Linked DNA regions of Homo sapiens: region 1 is linked to region 2. The links are chromatin contacts, found by Hi-C or POLR2A ChIA-PET in ENCODE. All regions are on one chromosome and are shown on one strand. Each heading gives the region's core, a stretch centred on a gene start or an enhancer-like site at or near the end of the contact. The rest is flanking DNA. Distances are from core to core; before and after follow the strand shown. Region 1 has its middle 67 kb from the start of ZNF397. Region 2 overlaps MAPRE2 (microtubule associated protein RP/EB family member 2).

The links. Hi-C counts contacts between places; a loop is a spot of excess contacts on that map. ChIA-PET counts read pairs that join two places held with the same protein, here RNA polymerase II (POLR2A). Pooled maps may share reads with other maps.
Region 1: a pooled map shows a loop between it and region 2 (4-fold over the local background). The contact joins two enhancer-like sites. A Hi-C loop is called at or near these places in 1 of 168 maps with a recorded cell type or tissue (posterior vena cava) and 1 of 50 pooled maps. POLR2A ChIA-PET finds 5 or more read pairs at or near these places in 3 of 52 experiments (B cell, activated T-cell and naive thymus-derived CD4-positive, alpha-beta T cell).

Annotation. Positions count from the first base shown.
Region 1 is chr18:35,172,912-35,176,057 of GRCh38, forward strand. No RefSeq gene overlaps it. Among named protein-coding and RNA genes, the nearest start is that of ZNF397, 67 kb to the right of the region's middle. Within about 2 kb of position 1,425, at least 2 of the 41 ENCODE cell types and tissues checked have a DNase peak (open chromatin) inside an H3K27ac peak, as active enhancers do; they include B cell, where a contact is called at or near this core.
Region 2 is chr18:35,121,211-35,124,366 of GRCh38, forward strand. The region is part of intron 4 of MAPRE2 (microtubule associated protein RP/EB family member 2); the gene reads left to right. Among named protein-coding and RNA genes, the nearest start is that of MAPRE2, 81 kb to the left of the region's middle. Within about 2 kb of position 1,826, at least 6 of the 41 ENCODE cell types and tissues checked have a DNase peak (open chromatin) inside an H3K27ac peak, as active enhancers do; they include B cell, where a contact is called at or near this core.

The sequences.
Region 1 (3,146 bases), core at 175-2,674, 51 kb after region 2:
TCACTGGATACATCCTCTCACTTTAGCCTTAGGAGGCAGACAAAGGCTATATCATAATCCTCATTTTACTGAGAATAAAACTGAAATCCGATTAAGTGACTTCTTCAAGATCATACTGCCAGTAAAACCCAGACTGGGACCCAGATATTCTGTTACTAAATCTCAGGTCCTTCCCATCCCATAATGTCACTAGGTTTTGTTTTGTTTTGTTTTGAGGCAGGGTCTCATTCTGCCGCCCAGGTGGGACTACAGTGGTGCAATCACCACTCATTGCAGCCTTGAGCTCCTGGGCTCAAGCAGTCCTCCTGCCTCAGCCTACTGAGTAGCTGGGACTACAGATGCACACTACCATGCCTGGTTAATTATTTTTATTTTTATTTTTGGTAGAGATGGGGTCTCACTATGTTGTTGCCCAGGGTGGTCTCAAACTCCTGGCCTCAAGTGATCCTCCCACCTTAGCCTCCCAAAGTGCTGGGATTACAAGCATAAGCCACAACACCTGGCCAGCATCACACTTTAAATTACCTGTGAAGTATCTATAATCATGATTACTTTGGGAACTAATGTTACCTAGGTCTCTGTCCTCCACCACTACATCCACCAGCCTCTTCACCCCACCGCTCACTGAGCATGGGGTTACCAGTCCTCTTAGTTCTGTCTAAACCCTCACTAAATCAGAATGCATAGTTCAGGCCAGACTGATTGGGGAAACTGAGACACATTTCTAACAGGACTTTCGCTTTTACAGCCTCATAATAACTACTATTGCAACATTATACTAAAAACAGTGCTGATGTTAATAATAATGATAATAATTTATTAAGTTCTGATTATATGTCAGGTACTTTACATATTTAATCCTCTCCAAAACTTTATGATAGAAGGTCCACAATCCTTATCCACAATTCTGAAATACAAAAAGCTCTGAAAACCCAAGTATTTTTCCCTAAGTATATGGCAAACTCTTCTTGTGGTAAAACTTGACCTGAACCAACATGAATTTTTAAAAAATAATCTTCATTTATCCACTTAGAGTGAACATTCATACATTTTGCTGCCACACAGGTCACATGTTTGAATGAGGGAGTGCTGTCCTAGGCCCTCCTGTCATGTCACATCTTATGTTCTTTGGAGTATATACACTTTTTTTCTTTCTAAAATCAAAATTATCTGAATACCAAAATACATCTGGCCACAAGAATTTCAAAGATCCCCACTTCTCAGATAAATAAACTGAGATTCAGAAAGAATACATTTTTAGTACACATCTCCTCTAAGTCATCAGAGCCCTTTTACTAATGTAATAGTCAATACTTGTTACAGGCTGAATTGTGTCCTCCCAAAAGTCATATGTTGAGACCCTAATCCCCAGCATGACTGTATTTAGATATGGGGCCTTTGAAGAGGTAATTAAAGTTAAATGAGGTCATAAGAGTTGGGGCTTAATCCGATAGGGCAGGTGTCCTTATAAGAAGAGGAAGTGAAACCGTAGCACTCTCTCTCTCTCCCTCCCTCTTTATCCCCCTCCCCCTCCCTTCCTCCTTCCCTCCCTCTCTCCGTTTCCCGCCAATCCCTCCCCCACCCACTCCACCCCCATCCCCACTGTCTTCCTGCACAAACACAGAGGAAAGGTTGTGTGAGGACACAGCAAGAAGGCAGCCATCTACAAACCAGAAAGAGAGGCTTCACCAGAAACCAATCCTGATTTTGGGACCTTGGTCCTGGTCTCCTAGCTTCCAGAACTGTGAGAAAATAAATGTCTATTGTTTAAACCACTCAGTCTGTGGCAGTTTTTTTTTTTTTTTTTTTATGGCCGCTCAAGCAAACTAATACAAAATTTATTTATTTTTTTAATTGGGAAAAGGGTAGCTATTATGTCTTCATATAAGCTAATAGTTGTAGTTAAGTGGACCACTTCAATGTATACGCCCTTCAAACTATTTTAAAGGCCACTGGCTCATGGCTGATCTGAGAGAGCTGGGATTGCATTTATCATCTGTTGTCACCCTATCCAGTCTTTCATGAGAAAAATTCAGCAAACAGCAATGATTTACTATGTGCCAGGCACTGTTCTAAGTGTTTCATGTATATTAACATGTTCAGCCTTCACAACAACCCCTTGAGATAGACACTATTATATCCACTTTACAAATGATGAACTTGAGGCACAGAGAGGTTACATATATTGTCTCGCTAGTAAAACTGGCAGAGCAAGCATCTGAATCTCAGCAGAAACCAAACAGGAAAAAATCCTTTTCCTCATAGTGCTTATAGGGAAAGGTAGGGCAGAAGGCAAATAAATAAAATAAATAAGCAAATTATATAGTAAAGTAAAAGGTTATAACTCCAATGGAGAGGAATTATCTAAGCGTTTAACAACTAGACCGGGCACTGTGGCTAGCTGGGCACAGTGGCTCACACTTGTAATCCCAGCACTTTGGGAGGCCAAGGCCAGTGGATCACTTGAGGTTAGGAGTTCCAGACCAGCCTGGCCAACATGGTGAAACCCCGTCTTTACTAAAAATACAAAAATTAGCTGGGCGTAGTGGTGGGTATTTGTAATCCCAGGTACTCAGGAGGCTGAGGCAGGAGAATTGCTTGAACCTGGGAGGCAGAAGTTGCAGCGAGCCAGAATTGCACCACTGCACTCCAGCCTGGGCAACAAAGTGAGACCCTGTCTCAAAAAAAAAAAAAAAAACGGTCTCACACTGAATGGAATACCAGGTCTGGTGTCTGAAGGGTAAAAGAGAAATTTCAGCACAAATATACTAAATAATAAACTCAAAGCAATCAAAACAATGCCTAAAAATAAATGTATTTGTTTAAAAAATACATAAGAACATTATGTAAAGCTACAGAAGAACTATGATGGAGTCACAGGGACCCGATTGTCCCCTCCTACCTGAAGGAATAAAAATTTTTAAAAACCAGACTATATATATGAAACGATGATTCTCAAGACATACTGGATATCAGGTGATGAAGGACAGTGATTTCTGAGAGATGAGAAACAAATGAAGTGAGCCCTGTGATTTACCCAGCCTACTGGCTTGAGAGAATTTGCAGGCCATGGTGCAGGGATGCGGAACCACAGTAGAACCCATTATGAGATGCCATTAAAGCAGTATTTGAAGACAAATGTGTAG
Region 2 (3,156 bases), core at 576-3,075:
CAGCGTTTTCCATAAACATTAAGCAAGCTACTAGTTATTGACATTAGACACGGTAATGCCCTGGCTTCACTAAGGCAGTGAATCTGACCACTCCGAATTTTTTTACAACTATGGTTAAAATGTCAGAATCATATTTATACCCCCAAATCCTAAAGGCATTAATTAAGACACAACTGCTCAAAGACTAGCATTGTAAATCATGTCCAGTGAGCAAATTCAGAGAATTACAGGGACTTAGACAGAATTTATGCTTTTTTCCTCTGCTTCTGAGATTCCTTTTTATTTTGAAAGGTAAAATTAGGGAGGTAGAAAAGCTTGAGGGCAAAATGGTTACTTGTAAACAGGGCCACTACTAATTATGTTCTCAGGACATCCTCAAATGCAGCTTGAAAAAAAATTTGAAATGTTTGAATCAGCTGCAAGAAAAAAAAATCTATATCTGTATTACAGCCAAAGTAGGTGCACTCTCTGTAAAAGCTGTTATGTAAATGTTTTCCACATAAGCATCATTGAGCCAAGAGGCCTGGTAAAGGTACAGAAGTCAAATCACTGATGGAGTGGGGCATTCTGGGAAGCAAGAAGATAGCTATTGAGGACTTCAGTATCTAAAACCAGGATTGGATGCTGTCAGAGACATGTTTGGAGCAGTTTACGAGATTGGAATACAGATGGTAGCTCACATAAAAGTATTCTATCAATGTTAAGTTTATGACATTGATAACTGTGCAGTTTTGTGAGAACATTCTTGTTCTAGTGCCCAGGTAAGGGGGAAAGAGTATCTGGCAGCCCCAGAAATTTTAGAGTGTGGTTGTTAGAAGGCAGCGAGACCTAGAAAGCAAATAAACAAAAACAAGTTCTTAACTCTAAAGAGTTATGCTGTATGTTAGGATATTGTCTTTTATTTATTCTGAAAAAGAAAACATGAAATCATTGAATATAATGAGGACAAAAGGTTTCATTTTTATTTTTATACATTTAGTATTTCTTAATCATGTGACAGCTGTGAGGGGTAAATTACTTCCGTTTCAAATTGCAGCTTGGGATGATTTAATGAGCCCACTTTACATTTATTTGAAAACAAGCTTTTAGTTTAACTGTTAATTATGGGGTTTTTTTGTTGTAGTTGTTGTTTTACCCAAACCTCGGAAGATACTAAGATCTTTCCCATGCCTTTCCTGTTCTTTAATTTCTTCACATTTATTCATTTGAAGGTAAAAATGTAGTTAAGTAGGCCTGATCTCACATATCCTCATGCATCATTTATTTTCCTGTTATCAGTTTTTCTCCGAACAATAGAATTTCAAGATCCCTCTCATTTTAAATATCAAATACTAGTTACCTAAGTGATTGATTATTAAATGTTTAGAATTTTTTTTCCATTTCTTCCTTCACTCAGCCTGCACTGTGTCCCCGTTAGTGAGGCTTAACGGTGGGGCAGAAGCGGTGCTTCCATCCCACATGTGTGTAGGTGGTGGAGCAGCAGAGGTTGCCGAGCCTGATTTTCATCGCCTGCACCTCTCTCATCTCAAAGGGATCCAGGAGGTGCACGTGTGTGTGCCAGTGGGAAAGCCCTGGGGCCCTAGGCCACCACCTGACCTTTGCCTGATTCGTGAGCACAGATGCCATTTTAGGGCCGAGACTCTGCTGAACCACAGCTTGGTGAGTCCAAGCCACACAGGCAGGTTGAAGTTGGGCTCTGTTAACAGAAAGGGATATTTCCTCAGGGGAAGAAAACAAAACAAAACCTGTTTCCCCAAGTGGCTGTGTGTGGCTAGAAGGGGGAGAGCATCAGTAACTGCAGCAGCTGTGCCCTCCCTCCCTGCCGTGAGCCATGCTGAGCGCCTCCAGCGGCCGGGGATTCTCCCTGCGTGTCTCACTGCTCTCCTGGCCAGTGTCCTCTGCTTCTTCATAGTTGCTCTTCCCCGATAACGTGGCTTTGCCCAGGGGTTTGGCTTGCCATGACCCCTTCTACATCTTATCAAACATTTCAGTTTTTTTTTCAAGCTCTGTTTGATAATACCCTGAGAATATAATTAGTGGTAGCCCTTTATTGTAAGCAATCAGCTTCTGTTTCTTCCATGATTTTTTCTTTTTAAATTGACATCAGACTGGATAAGGCCAGATACCAGAACATGAGTGTGTCTGATGATCCTAGCTCAGTTATTGCAACGACTTTTTTGTTGCTGACCTGCCTATGAAAGACTGCCAGGGTGGGTGGGTCGTCACATGCTATCTAGGGAAGCCCCCTCTGCAAGGCTGTGTCCCTCAGGAGGGGCCAGTGAGCATGGCACAGGCTTGGACAGCCCAGCATAGACCACTCAGAGTTAAGCATATACTGACTGAGTTTACTCCACCTCTCCTAATTGTGTAGGTAAGGAGCCTAAGTAATTTACAGAAGGTAATCTTAAGAGGAAACCAAGGAGGAGCTCTCTTTCTGGGAGGCTGATGGTTTTTATTTGGTTTCCTTCTTGTCTTGCTGGTTCTTTGTGTCTGTGACTTTGACATTGGCATCAGCTCCTCAAGCTTCCCCTGGTGTCCTTACCCTGGAGAGATGCCTCTGCTAGGTCTTATATAATGAATTATAAAAACTATTATTGAATTTCTCTGGGTTAGGCACTGTGATTGGTGGTGAGAGCATAAGGTGACTAAAACAGATGAAACACCTATGTCCTAGGGTTTATGTTCATGGGAGAAGTAGACATTAAAGAAATAGCTGTACCACAACAGTGGAAAGTGTTCAGGGCACTGTGGCCTCCCAGACAAAGTGACATCTGAGCTGAGACTGGCAGGGTGGTAGACCTACTTGCTCAGAGGAGGTAGGGGACAGGAAGGAGGCAGAGAGAATACAGCCTGACTTGCATGGTGTATTAGTTCTTACAGTGCCATAAAGAACTGCCCAAGACAGGATAATTTATAAAGAAAAGAGGTTTAATTGACTCACAGTTTCTCAGGGCTAGGGAGGCCTCAGAAAACTTAAAATTATGGCTGAAGGGGAAGCAAACATGTCCCTCTTCACACGGCAGCAGGAAGGAGGAAGTGCCAAGCAAAGAGGGAAAAAGCCCCTTAAAAAACCGTCAGATCTCATGAGAACTCACTCAATATCACAAGAACAACATGGAGGTAACCGCCCCCCATGCTTCAATTACCTGCCACGGG